Linked DNA regions of Homo sapiens: region 1 is linked to region 2. Evidence: read pairs that join two places in POLR2A ChIA-PET (ENCODE). Cell type or tissue: K562. All regions are shown on one strand. Each heading gives the region's core, and the rest is flanking DNA. Links, peaks and the distances in the headings are about the cores only. Region 1 overlaps CBR1-AS1 (CBR1 antisense RNA 1). Region 2 has its middle 12 kb from the start of LINC01436.

Region 1 (7,283 bases), core at 2,455-4,954, 60 kb after region 2:
GACCTATCAGATCTCCATAGGAATGTGTTATTTATGTAGGGATGAAGTGTCATGAGGTGTACAACATATGCCCCAGGTGTACAACATGTGTTTCAGCAAAGTATACAAAGACTGATGAACAGGTAAGGCAAAAAAAAAACAACTTTTCTGTTTGTTGAAAGCTTTCAAAACCTGGGGGTTGGCAGTGGAAACTTCTGGCTCTGCCCACTGAATTCCTGACCTCAGGCAGAATACTGTATCTGGCTTTGTCTCTGTTTCCTCAACTGTCAAATTGGGATGACAGTCATAGGATTATATGTATTGAGATAAAGTGTTGAGAACAAATTAGCTGGGTGTGATGGTGGGCGCCTGTAATCCCAGCTACTCAGGAGGCTGAGGCAGGAGAATCGCTTGAACCCAGGGGGTGGAGGTTGCAGTGAGCCAAGATTGCACTACTGCACTCCAGCCTGGGCGACAGAGTGAGACTTCATCTCAAAAAAAAAAAAAAAAATAGTGTTGAGAACAGCCCCTGCTGTCATTAGTTCCTGTAAATGGGCCTGACGCTGTCCCTGCTGGTAATGAGAAGTGTGTGTTTACTGTCTAACACCCAGTAAATGCCCAGGCCATTCTGTTTCTTCCACAGAATCACAGTGTTGTGATCTCTCACACTTCACCAGTGAGAATTAAGGCTTACAGAAACAAAAAGCGATCACCCGTGAAAAGAAGGAGAGGCCCCTTATTTTATTTTTATCTATTTATTTTTTAATTCTCCAAACTGCTTCGGAAGAGTCCCTTATTTTATTTATTTATTTATTTATTTGTTTGTTTGTTTGTTTGTTTATTGAGACAGAGTCTCAATCTTGGTTCAGTGCAACCTCTGCCTCCTGGGTTCAAGTGATTCTCCTGCCTCAGCCTCCTGAGTAGCTGGGATTACAGGCGCCCGCCACCATGCATGGCTAACTTTTGTATTTTTAGTAGAGACAGGGTTTCGCCATGTTGGCCAAGCTGATCTCGAACTTCTGGCCTCAAGTGATCCACCCGCCTCGGCCTCCCAAAGTACTGGGATTACAGACATGAGCCACTGCACCCAGCCTAGTCCCTTAGGTTAAAAGTGAGGTTTACTTTGACAAGTTTCACCTTTCAGTAGGGCTGTTCATTTCTTCCTAGTTTTTGTACACAGACACCAGAAAACAATCACGTCTGCAGCAAAACTGGTATTCTCAAGTGCTAGTTTAGAAATTTGTACCTGTATTGCAAAGATATTTTTCCCTTAATACCTTAAAAATAACACCTAACTTCTTTAAGAGATTTAGAGAAAGCATTGTTCCAAATTCAAGTACCTGCTTACCTCTGAGGGTGAGGGGAGGAGGACATACGTGGTTCCGTCTTTATTGCTAAGGATTTCTTTCTTATACCAGGTGATAGGTACATGGTGCTAAAATACAATTTTCAGAAAAAGGTAAAATCATGACTGTCATACAGATGTAAAAATAATAGTCAAAAAAATGTATTTTACTCATAAGGGAACCAGGGAAATGTTATAACTGGTTCAAAGGAAAAGCTAAAAGGAAAAGCTAACAGATTATATGGAATCAACAAATGTTGAGCTGAATTGCAAATGACGACAAAACTGGTGTTTTTACAGGGAGGAGGACGTCAATTCAGTCACCACTAGACAGGACAGCACTTGCACCTCTGTTACCTACAATTAAGAAAGAGATGCAAAATATCTCAAAGAATGAACAGGGCCATAGTTCAATGCTACGAGTCTTGCCTTGCAAGCACCCTTCACTCTGTTGTGTGAGTCTGGCAAAACACCCATCCCCATGCTTAATAACCATGCCAGCCTGCTCTAGCAGCTCTTAACAGATGATGTTGCTAGGGAGAAAGGAAACAAGAGGCTGACTGTACTCTTTTATGTTCCCACCCCAATCCCAAACAGACAAGCAATTCTCCTAGCCAGTGTTGTCTTTTCCCCTAGTAAATTCACTCTCCTACTCTGTAAGATGATTATTCTTTCCGCATATCTCCCAGACTGATCGTGCTGGAGGATGTCCTCAAATCTGTTCCCTAAAAAAGAAATAGATGCCCCTGAGGAGAGTCGTTCAACATACCTGCAACCAGACAGCACACCCTGCCCCCCTTTCCGTTACAAGAAGAGGCACACTGCTTCCCAGGCAGCACCCCCACCAGAGTCCTGGTTCGTCCATTATTGCCCTCCCAAACATTTTGTTCTTGTAATTATTCCCTTTCTTTCCTTCACCAAATTCACCTCTCAGATTACCATTGCATAAAAACATGCTTTAATATCTCTCCCAGCTTTTAAAACTAAGGAGTTGAGTCACACAAAGTATATTCTCCGACCACACTGGAATTAAGTTAGAAATCAATAGTAAGATGGCTAGAAAATCCCCAAATAGTTGGAAACCAACAAAATACACTTTCAAACACCCTTAGTCGAAAAGATATCAAAAGTTAAGAAAACAACAACAACAAAATTTTTTAAAGATATTGAAAGTTAAATTCAAAAGTATTTTGAACTGAATGAAACTGAAAACAACATATCAATGTTTGTGGGATGGCACTAAAGCGGTACTTCGAGGGAAATGTATACTACGTAATGCCTACACTAGAAAAGAACTGTCTCAAACAATGACCTCAGCTTCCATGGTAAGAAACTAGAATAAGAGCAAATGAAACCCCAAATGAGCAGATGAAAGGAAATAAAGATCAGAACAAAAATTAGTATAATCAGAAGAGAGCAATAAAGGTAAAAAAAAAAATCAATGAAGCCAAAAGCCGGTTCCTTGAGGAAAAACAAAAAGTGCTAAACCTCTAGCCAGAGAGATCAGAAAAAGAAAAAAAAAATGAAAGACACAGATTACCAATGTCAGGAATGAGAAGTAGCATCATTATGATTAATAAGAAGATAATAAGGGGTTGGGCACAGTGGCTCACACCTAAAATCCCAGCTCTTTGGGAAGCCGAGGCAGGTGGATCACCTGAGGTCAGGAGTTCAAGCCCAGCGGGCCAACAGGGTGAAACCCCATCTCTACTAGAAATACAAAAACTAGCCAGACATTGTGGCAGACACCTGTAATCCCAGCTACTCTGGAGGCTGAGGCAGGAGAATCGCTTGAACCCAGGTGGAGATTGCAGTGAACCGAGATCATGCCACTGCACTCCAGCCTGGGCAACAGAGTAAGACTGTCTAAAAAAAAAAAGAGCATTTTACTAACAACCTCAAATCATTGGAATTAACAACTTACATAAAATGTACACATTTATTAATATTTAGAAAAACACTAAGCTCACTGAAGAAGAAATGGAAAACCTGAATAGCTCTATGTCTGTAAAGTGAAGTTTCAAATACTCTTTGGAAAGAAAGAAAGATTGGTTGGGGCATAAAGGGAACCACACCCAGCAGGTGCCCAGCTATTAACTTGACTTTGATAGAGAAAGTGGACTCGGTGGCAGGGCACAGGCAGTTCAGCCAGATCTGCTTGAGTAAAGCAGAGTCATGATGAGATGGTGGCTCTCTGCTAATCTCAGAGTCGCTAATCAAACACACTCAGATCAAACACGTGGGTTACAGTGAAGAAGACGAATGAAGGAATCCAATTGCCCGTCTATACCTTGACACACCTTTGACAATTCCTTTGTTTTGTGGGTACACATTTCATGGGGAGATGCCATATATTTTACATATTAACTGTGACTTTGGATAAAACAAAAATGCAGACACTTTTAGCAAACGGGTTATGTAACAATTAGATAAAACATTCTAATAAATGGCTTACGGCATAGTAGGAGCTTCATAAACATTCTCTCTCATTTGAGGGCATACTAGGAACCACACAGAGATTGCCTGCCCATGCCTGGAAGTCTAATTACAGGACATCTTTTTTCTCTAATTCTTAAGTTTCAGTTTCTCTTAAGAAAGGGGATGTATGTCCTGAGAAGCACTTAGTGTGTAAATAATTTCATTGCATCTTAAGATAAAGCAAACATCTGCATTTTGCAGTGGGTGATGGGTGCACATCCAAGAAAATTACTTGGCACATGTTTTCCTCCCTTTGGGATTCTCCCAAAATAGTTTTAATTCAACTGTCACCTGTCTCAGGCCCCCTACTGACCCATCACCATCCAGTTTTGCTTTCAGAGAGCCCGACCTCTTAGCCCTGCAAACCATTGCTTGGCTCTGTTAGGATCAAAAGAGGGATGTGTCTTGGCATGACCCAATACACAGCTCATGGAAAGGGTAGACCCAGGAGTGGGGGCATTAGGAAACTTTCTGGAACATTCAGCCCCTCGAGTTGCAGCACTGGAATGCAGAACTTAGCTCTGCTGTACAGCCCAGAGCAACCATGCCGGCCTGCAGCCATAAGGCACCTTCAGGCTGCAACAATTCCGAGAATTGACGTCTCTGTACACGCAGGTCCCAATACCACTTATAATGTGTACGAGGTGTTAGTCTCAGATAAACAGGACTGGGCACTTTGGCTGCAAACAAAGCAGCATCTGGTGGGACACACGGAGGCACAAGGAGGTACAAGAGGAGTTGTTCATGACACGGGGTCAGAATCCATGCCTTCCATTAGCTGGGCTACTTACTCGGATCTCCATAATCCCAATATAGGTGAGAAGGTGTCTATACCCTGTGAAGTATAATTTTGGCAGAACAAGGTACATTTCTTAGGATATGGACTATCCCAGGAAGTCCATCCCTCACAAGGATTTACCATTCGGAACTGCCCAGTCCTGACACTAAAAGACAACACAGGAGATTTAGGGTCACACTAGCTATTGCAGAAAGTCAGTCCCTAACTTTTCTGTAATCACCACAATTCTATAACTTTCAGTCATCTATGCCAGAATTCCCATTTTTGGGAACAGTAATAGATTGAAGGCTGGCTGCCAAGAAGATATGTCCATGTGTCAGAATCTATGAATATTTTCTTTGGAAGAAAGATTTTTGCAAATGTAATTAAGGATTTCAAGCTGAGCTCATCCTGGATTATCTGGGTGGGCCCTAAATCAATGACAAGTGTCTTTTTACAAAACAGAGAGACAAGGCAGGCATATGAAGACAGGTTGATTAGAGGGATGTGGCCGTAGCCCCAAGCCAAGGAAAGCCTGCAGCCCACAAAAGCTGGAAGAGTCAAGGAAAGATTTCTCTCTAGAGACTTTGGAGGGAATGCAGCTATACTGACAGCTTGATTTCAGAATTCTGGCCTCCAGAACTATGAGAGTAAATCTCCGTTGTAAGTCACCAAGTTTGGGGTTATCTGTTTCATTTTGTTTTGTTTTTTGAGACGAAGTCTCGCTCTGTTGCCCAGGCTGGAGTGCAGTGATGCGATCTCGGCTCACTGAAACCTCTGCCTCCCGGGTTCAAGCTCAGGAGCAGCTGGGATTACGGACACATACCACCACACCCTGCTAAGTTTTGTATTTTTGTAAAGACGGGGTTTCACCATGTTGGCCAGGCTGGTCTCAAACTCCAGACCTCAAGTGATCCACCTGCCTTGGCCTCCCAGAGTGCTGGGATTACAGGCATGAGCCACCACGCCCGCCCGGATCATGTGTTATGGCAGCCCTAGGAAAGTGAAACAGAAACCCGAACATAAGCAGATATCCTGTGACTGAAATTAACCCTCCAACAACTTCCCACTCTGGCCTTAGCTAACTATGAACCTCTCTGCTCACTCATACAGAAGGGCTTCCAATTTTTACCCAGTTCTCTGGAGCCTAGAAGCAAAAAGCTATGACAACCTTTTTCTTGATCCGGCAGCAGACTCATCCACCTTGTCTCAGAGCAGCAGTGGCAGCAGCAGCCGCGTGCCTGAAGCCCTCTGTCGCCTTACCCCTGGAGCCTCCTTTAACATAGGGCCCTCCGGCTGCACAGTTTTTGCTGCTCACTGAAAATAGTCAACATTTCTGAGAAAACTGATTCACCTCCCGAGACATTAGAACGAGATCTCAAATGCCTAGAACAACTGACTGCTGTACGTGTCTTCACGTTTTTGTTCCTTACATACCTTTGTTTTTAGTTACTTTCGTTCCTTATTTACCTTTGTTTTTTTTTGTTTTTTTTTTTTCCCTTTCTCTGCTGGTTTAAGGTTCTGGATTGCAAATAGCTACTTGTTATCTCCTAACTATGTCACCCATGTGGGCCCCTGTTCCTAATACTGCCTTTGTACTACCCCTCGTGACTCCATGGCTTAAACATAATTTAACCAACCATTGGAATTATGTCCACATTTGATATGTTTTGGATCTATGTCCCCACCCAAATCTCATGTCAATAATCCTCCCAGTGCTGGAGGTGGGTCCTCGTGGGACTGATTGGATCATGGGGGCGGGTTCCCATGAATGGGTTAGCGCCATCCCCCCAGTGTTGTCTCGTGATAGAGTTCTCATGAGATCTGGCTGTTTAAAAGTGTGCGGCCTCTCCTCCCTTTCTTTCTTCCTTCTACTCTAGCCATGTAAGTTGTACCTGCTTCCCCTTTGCCTTCCGCCACGATTGTAAATTTCCTGAGGCCTCCCCAGCCATGCTTCCTGAACAGCCTGTGGAACTGTGAGCCAATTAAACCTCTTTTATTTGTAAGTTACCCAGTCTCAGAAATTGCTTTACAGCAGGGAGAGAATGGACTGATACAACATCCCTTTGAGCATTTCCCAGTTTCCATTAGTACTGATCCCTTGTAGTGAATCAGTTGGTTGTATAAACGGCAAATACTATAACAAGCCAGATGGCCAAAAACCAAGTACTCTTTATAACGTCATGCAAAAAAGTGGGAATTTTCTGTCTCCGTTAAAATGAAACTTGGGTATCCTTTCATAGAAATTAGCACTTCAACCAAACTTACTAATAGAGCTTGTAAGCAACCAACTGATATGGGACTAACTGTACAAGTAAAAGATTCTGCTTTTACACAGATGCTTTAAGGAAGGTTTCTACTTACGCTTAGTCTCCTTGACTATGGAACTATGTGCTGATGTCTGCATTTCACTGTCTGGTGCTGGAATAGACTTGTATTGACTTGTGTCAAAGCTGTAGGACAATTACACAACATCATGGGGTATTTTGGCAAACAATGGAACTTTGGGTGGCCTCCAGTGACTGATAGTGGATTTATGCTACAAAAGCTTATTGGCTACTGCCCACAAATCAGACAGAGATGTGCCAACCCAATAAGCTGATGCCAACTATCAGGAAAGTTCCTGATATTTCTCTGGGTCCCTTTGGCCCATTGATTTCCCCTCATTAAAAAAAAAAAAAAAAAAAAAGTCTTCAAATCTCT
Region 2 (7,283 bases), core at 2,136-4,635:
TTTTTAGTAGAGACAGGGTTTCACCATGTTGGCCAGGATGGTCTCGATCTCTTGACCTCGTGATCTGCCCACCTCAGCCTCCCAAAGTGCTGGGATTACAGGCGTGAGCCACCGCACCTGGCCTATATCTTGATTTTTTAAAACACAATGAGAATTCGAAGTTCACAAGAATGTTCTGAAAGGGATGTGGTGAGGATAAGAGAGAAATGAAGGAGAAGGGGTGAGATCGTGAGGAGTACAGGCTTATGGGCTGGTGCAATGGATGAGAAGTCAGTTTCATAAGGGCTGGAAGGCCCTGACACACAGAGCTGCTAAGGTGCAATTTTAAGTTGACGCTGCTGTGTGTAACAGGGTTCCCCCTCCAATCCCTCTTCTGAGACTGAGGACACAAGCTCAGAAAACAGCAGGGAGCCTTTGGTGATTACACCTAGAGAGGAGAAGAAAGGCATGGACGCTTAGTGTAAAGTGTGTTGGAGTGACGCAGTGAAGGTCTTAATACTCTCAGCAGGCCGGGTGTGGTGGCTCACGCCTGTAATCCCAGGACTTTGGGAGGCCGAGGCGGGTGGATCACTTGAGGTCAGAAGTTTGAGACCAGCCTCAGCAACATGGCAAAACCTCATCTCTACTAAAAATACAAAAATTAGTTGGTCGTGGTGGTGGGTGCCTGTAATCCCAGCTACTCAGGAGGCTGAGGCAGGAGAATCGCTTGAACCCAGGAGGTGGAGGTTGCAGAGAGCCGAGATCGCGCCACTGCACTCCAGCCTGGGCGACACAGTAAGACTCCATCTCAAAAAACAAAACAAAAAAACAAAACAAAAAAACCTCTAGTAGAGATTGAAACTCCTGTGGGAGCCGTGCTCCCTTCAATAGCATACTGCTCCAGGATAATCCACCCTGTGTCGGAGTTGTGAAAACAGAACTCCTCAGGGATCTGCTATATCCAAACTATTCCAGAGTCCCAATTGATGAGCTTTTATTGCAAAAGCCATTGAGAAACAGATTCTTTTCTCAGTGCTCTTCTGAAGGGTGAGCAAATCAATCTTACTTCCTAGATGTGTCAGCTGAGTCAAGTTACCCAGAAAGAAACACAGGAGAAATGAGTCCCTGACAAGCCTGGGTGGAAGTTCCGTCCACTGCTGTCAATCCTGCATATTTTGTTCCAATCCACTATTTCTTTAAAATTGCTGAGTAAAATGTTGGATATGACTCAGGCATCCCGAAAATCTCAAATCTCTGAATATTCAACATCAATTTAAAGAAGACACAAGATACTGGGCTTTTTTTCCCCATTGTCAAAATATGGGGCGTATGCCGTTGCAAGTTGAGTATGTAAAAAACCATGATGCTATTTTATAGTCATGGAATCAATCATGAGAATTCACAGTCTTGTGAACAGGGACTTCTCATATTTGATAAATGACTTGATTGCTGTGTTTCTGATTAGCGGCTTTTCAATTGCATTACAAATGTTGGAAACATCCATTAGTCAGTATTTAGCAACATTTTAGGAACTGATTAAAGTGAATCCGTGTTTCAGAAACATAGAACTACTTGTGCTGTGAACTCAACAGTGAAGATATCCAACAGATCCTTTGGGAAGAGAGAAATAGACAAGAATCTTAAGCCACCTTCCTTTTGTTGTTGTTGTTAGAGACAGTCTCACTGTCACCCAGGCTGGACTGCAGTGGTGTGATCGTAGCTCACTGCAGCCTCAATCTCCCAATCTCAAGCAATCCTCCCACCTCAGCCTCTTAAGTAGCTGGGACTACAGGTGCACACCACCACACCTGGCTCATTTTTTTTTCGAATTTTTAGTAGAGACGAGCTCTTGCTATGTTGCCCAGGCTAGTCTCAAACTCCTAGCCTCAAGCAGTCCTTAAGCCTCAGCCTCCCAAAGTGCTGGGATTACAGGCATGAGCCACTGCTCCCATCCCAGGCCATCTTCTGCATGTAATTTAATTTCTGCAGGTTTGCCAGTTGGCTTGTCACTTTTACCCAGAAGTATCTGAGAGAGAAAAAAAAAAAAATTAAAGCAGGTGTGGGGCAAGAGGGAAGGCAGACACAAACGCAATCCAATGTTATAGTAGAAGATCACTGCTTAGACTATCTCCATAGTTCATCTTTGCTTTGGTTTCCATCTTAATTTTTTTATGTGAAAAGATATACATATATTTAGAATTAGCCAGCTGGACTCAGTTTAGATGATCCCAATTTTGTTGGCAACATCCAAAGCATCATAATCAGGAGCCAGTGGAACATATGCCTTCTTCTCTCCATCAGGCCGAATCAGGGTGTTGACCTTGGCCATGTCAATATCATAGAGCTTCTTCACAGCCTGTTTGATCTGGTGCTTGTTGGCTTTAACATCCACTATGAACACAAGTGTGTTGCTGTCTCCTATCTTCTTCATGGCCGACTCAGTGGTCAGCGGAAACTTGATGATAGCATAGTGGTCAAGCTTGTTTCTTCTGGGGGCACTCTTCCAAGGATATTTGGGCTGCCTCCAGAGTCGCAGTGTCTTGGGCCACTGGAAGGTGGGTGACGTGTGGATCATTTTTTTTGTGGCTGTGGACACCTTTCAACACTGCCTTCTTGGCCTTTAAAGCCTTCGCTTTGGCTTCGGCTTTAGGAGGGCAGGAGCTTCCTTCTTTGCTTTCGGTGCCATCTTGTGAAAAGCCCATCTTAATTTTTAAATTGAGATTGGTAAAGTTTTTCTATTTCTTCATAGTAAATATTTTCAGCTTTGCAGGCCATACATAGTCTCTGTTGCAACTACTCAACTCTGCCTTTGTAAGAACGAAGCAGCTATAGGCAATATGTAAATGAAGGGTGTGGCTGTGTTTCCATGAAACTTTATTAATAAAAACAGGAATCAGGGGCCGGGCACGGTGGCTCGTGCCTGTAATCCCAGCACTTTGGGAGGGCGAGGTGGGAAGATCACTTGAGCTCAGGAGTTCAAAACCAGCCTGGCCAACATGGTGAAACCCTGTCTCTACAAAAAATACAAAAATTAGGCGGGTGTGGTGGCACGCACCTGTAGTCCCAGCTACTCAGGAGGCTGAGGCAGGAGAATCACTTTGAACCCAGGAGGCGGAGGTTGCATGCAGTGAGCCAAGATCGCACCACTGCACCCAGCCTGGGTGACAGAACGAGACTCCATCTCAAAAACAAAAACAAAAACAAAAAACAGGCATCAGGTTGGATTTGGCCCATGGGTCACAGTTCATCAACCCAGCTCTTCACTATGCTAGAATCAAGAGCCATGATTATGTTTTACAATTTTGATAGCTGCTGACATCACTGATTGTATGTCATATTTACCCTACTTCAGACCAACATTTATTTCCTTTTCTTTTTGTACATTGCCAGATTACATTGCGATGCTATATCACAAATTTGGAGGTACCACATTTTAATGGGAAGGAAATATTACGATATGGAGACAAATATACATCACTCCAAGCCTCCCCACCGCTATCCTCTACCCCCATGAAAATGAATGATTGTGGAGGAGTGGAGCAAGTTTTCAGTGGAAATAGTGAAATGATTCTAAAATCCCTCTTTTTCCACCGAGCATGGTGGTTCACACCTGTAATCCCAGCACTTTGGGAGGCTGAGGCGGGTGGATAACCTGAGGTCAGGAGTTCGAGACCAGCCTGACCAACATGGTGAAACCCCATCTCTACTAAAAATACAAAAATTAGCTGGGCGTGGTGGTGCACGCCTGTAGTCCCAGCTACTCGGGAGACTGAGACAGGAGAATTGCTTGAACCTGGGAGGCAGAGGTTGCAGTGAGCCAAGATACCACCACTGCACTCCAGCCTAGGTGACGGAGCAAGACTCCATCTCAAAAAAACAAAAAACAAACCAAAAACACCCTCAAAAAAACAAAAGAAACGCTTCGCTTCTCCTCCTCAGTCCTTAACTTCCTCTCTTCTTCCCCTTTCAGAGTGAGATTTTGCGTGGTAAGATTTGGGGAGGCATGTTTTGATATTCCTTGTGATTTTGAATGGGAGGCCAAGCAGGGCTTCAGGAAGTGGAGCCCAGAGCTGGTGTTCCTGGGCTTGGTGACAGGTCCTGGGCCCCTCCCTGTCTGAGGATACCATTCTATGTGTCCCCATGACAACTCCGAGGTTTGATGCTGGTGGAGCTGATTGCTTCCATGAGGGCTTCATAGTCTAATTCTAGCACACTCTCCATTTCTCAATGGACCACTCCAAAAAGCTTCCCTCGAAGGATCAGTCTGGCCAAGAAAAACTTGCATGGCCCTGGGTACCACCATTTCTACCTGCACAGCTCCGGACAACCGCAGAATCCTGATGCCCGCTCTATGTGGGACCATGAAAGGCCCTCTCGATGTTGTCCTGCTCTCAGATTTCTTTTTCCAGAAAGTTCAGCTGTGGCTCCCATTTCTACTGCTATGTAACACTGCTGTGCTCAGGCTGGGGAAGCCCCTAATTTTCCAACAGGGAAATAATCTTGTACATTGAGACCAACCGTAACATTATCCCAAGCAGCTATGAGATGTGCACAAGTAATTTGTTATTAATCCAAATTTAGCCTTCTCCCTGACATAAAATTAAATTATGCCTTCAAAAGCCTAAAATGGCTTAAACATTATCCCTAAAATAATGTCACTTCCGATGTGCTTTCTGTAGTGAAAAAAAAGAAGTTAGGTGAGAATGAATGAACCACCTATGCTTCCCCTCACAACCCAGAAGCCCTTGATCCACAGTGAGCAGCCGTGGGAAATACAAATTGTTCTGCTGCTTGCAAGGTGTGGTTTTATAGTTTCTGTTGTTTTCTTTTGCATTTCATTCTGAAATATATTCTTTTTTTTTTTTTTTTTGAGACATAGTCTCGCTCTGTTGCCCAGGCTGGAGTGGAGTGATGTGATCTCGGCTGTCTGCAACCTCCGCCTTCCAGGTTCAAGTGATTCTCCTGCCTCAGCCTTCTGAGTAGCTGGGATTATAGATGCCCGCCACCACACCTGGCTAATTTTTATTTTGTATTTTTGGTAGAGATGGGGTTTCACCATGGTGGCCAGGCTGGTCTTGAAGTCCTGACCTCAAGCTATCTACCCCCCTCAGCCTCCCAAAGTGCTGAGATTATAGGCGTGAGCCACCGTGCCTGGCCCTGAGATAGATTTTTAACATGAAAGATGTCAAGGCTAAACACACGTGAGTAACCCCTGCACTGCTGATGAACGAATATGCCACCCTGCCTCTCTCCAAGCAAAGAGGAGAAACCTGCCATCAGGCTGTATGAACTCTTCTTTGCTTTTTTCCAGTATTGTCATTCAGATTAGCTTTCATGCACGTACCACAAGAAAAATCAGATGTCCTGGATTTGTCCTGTGTTCCTCATCAGCAGAGGAAGCCACTAGCAGCCCTTACGAGAATCAAGGCTACTCTACTGGAACTCTTCTTACATAGCCAAAAATGTGTGAATTCCATTTACTGTGATTTTTAACAAAAATGTGTTTATTTAAATGTGTTTATTGTGGTACTCGCTTGCTTAATTATCTTATTTATTTTATTTGTTGTATTTTTGAGACAGGTTCTCACTCTGTAGCCCAGACTAGAGTGCAGTGATGCGATCCTAGCTCACTGTAGCCTCAACCTCCTGGGCTCAAGCAATCCTCCTGCCTCAGCCTCCAGAATAGTTGGGACTACAGCTATGTGCCAGCACACCCAGCTAATTTTTTTTTTTTTTTTTTTTTTTTTTTTGTGGAGACGGGGTCTTGCTGTGTTGAGCAGGCTGGTCTCAAACTCCTGGCCTCAAGTGATCCTCCTGCCTCACCCTCCCAAAGTGCTGGGATTACAGGTGTGAGCCATCACTACCCTTGGCCTGTTTGCTTAATTATCTGTGGAATACAGAAAAAGAAAAAAATCAATACTCTTTAAAAAAATAATCTAGTCCTTAAAACACATTTTTAGACCGGCCATATTGGCTCACACCTGTAATCCCAGCACTTTGGGAGGCCAAAGTGGGTGGATCACTTGAGGTGAGGAGTTCAAGACCAGCCTGGCCAACATGGCAAAACCCCATCTCTACTAAAAATACAAAAATTAGCCAGGTGTGGTGGTGAGCGCCTGTAATCTCAGCTACTCAGGAAGCTGAGGCAAAAGAATCTCTTGAATCCAGGAGGTGGAGGTTGCAAGGAGCTGAGATTGCACCACTGCACTCCAGCCTGGGTGACAGAATGAGACTGTCTCCAAAAAAAACTAAAAAATAAAATACATTTTAAATGATTTTCAGTGACTAGTTTTTGGAGACCTTTACATGGCTGCTTTACTCATGTGGATGAATGTGTTTATCAATGTCCCTGGGGAAAATAAAAGCAGCGTTATTTGCCTTACTTCCCTACCAGATTTTTGATATTTTCTCAAAATCAGCTGGGTGCAGGAGCATGAGCCTGTAACCCCAAGCTCTACTCAGGAGGCTGAGGTGGGAGGATCAGTTGAGCCCAGGAGGTCAAGGCTGCAGTAAGCTATCACTGCACCACTGCACTCCAGCCTGGGTGACAGAGCAAGACTCTGTTTCTTTAAAAACAAAACAAAACAAAAAAATCTTATATTTTCTCAAAATCGGAGTCCACTCATGGGATGTGTCATTTTATTAGCTATATATATACATCTATGCCGTTTGGATTTGAATGTCATCCATTATCTGTTGCAGTGGGTTGAATGGTGTCCCCTTCCCCCAAAAAAAGACATGCCCAATCCCTAAGTCCCAGTACCTGTGAATGCGGCCTTGCTTGGAAATCATATCTTTGCAGATGTCATGAAGAGAAGGATCTCAAGTTGAGATTATCCTACATTAGTTGTGTGAGCCCTGAATGCAATGAACCTTATAAGACAAAAGGAGAAACAGATACAGAAAGAGACATGGGAGAAGGTGATGTGACCACATAGGCAGAGATGGGAGTGACGCAGCAGCAAGCCAGGGAGCCCTACGGATGGCCGGCCGCCACCAAAAGCTGGGAGAAAGGCAGGGAACAGATTCTCCCTGAGAGCCTTTAGAGCAAGCACAGCCCTGCTCACACCATGATTTCAGACTTCCAGCCTCCAGGACTGTGCAAGAATAAATGTCTGTTGTTTTAAGCCACCGAGCTTGTGGAACTTTGTAACGGCAGCCCTGGGAAACTAACACCTGTGGGTCGAGGCAGGGAAAGAAATGCTGCCCCAGTATAGAGAAGATTTGCTCCAGGTTCTAGGAGAGCCAAAAAGCAGCATCTCATGGCCGTCAGCAAACCCCTGGGAGGACGGCAGACCCCAGGG

The links. ChIA-PET counts read pairs that join two places held together with the same protein. Peaks named below come from ENCODE experiments on the same cell type or tissue, not always from the same donor. Only the 100,000 strongest peaks of a DNase experiment are listed, where the experiment ranks them.
Region 1: POLR2A ChIA-PET joins it to region 2 with 5 read pairs; 5 of 35 experiments call an interaction of 5 or more read pairs at or near these places.

What each region holds. Positions count from the first base shown.
Region 1 is chr21:36,073,554-36,080,836 of GRCh38, forward strand. CBR1-AS1 (CBR1 antisense RNA 1) reads right to left here. Exons shown (of 4, transcript NR_040084.1): 3 at 1,328-1,414. Among named protein-coding and RNA genes, the nearest start is that of CBR1, 7.2 kb to the left of the region's middle. RefSeq lists an enhancer at 5,567-5,716. In K562, for the core only: no CTCF peak of the experiment used is centred there; DNase peaks (open chromatin) are centred at 3,508 and 4,438.
Region 2 is chr21:36,013,882-36,021,164 of GRCh38, forward strand. It overlaps the pseudogene RPL23AP3. Among named protein-coding and RNA genes, the nearest start is that of LINC01436, 12 kb to the left of the region's middle. In K562, for the core only: no CTCF peak of the experiment used is centred there; no DNase peak of the experiment used is centred there; H3K27me3 peaks cover 1,632 bases.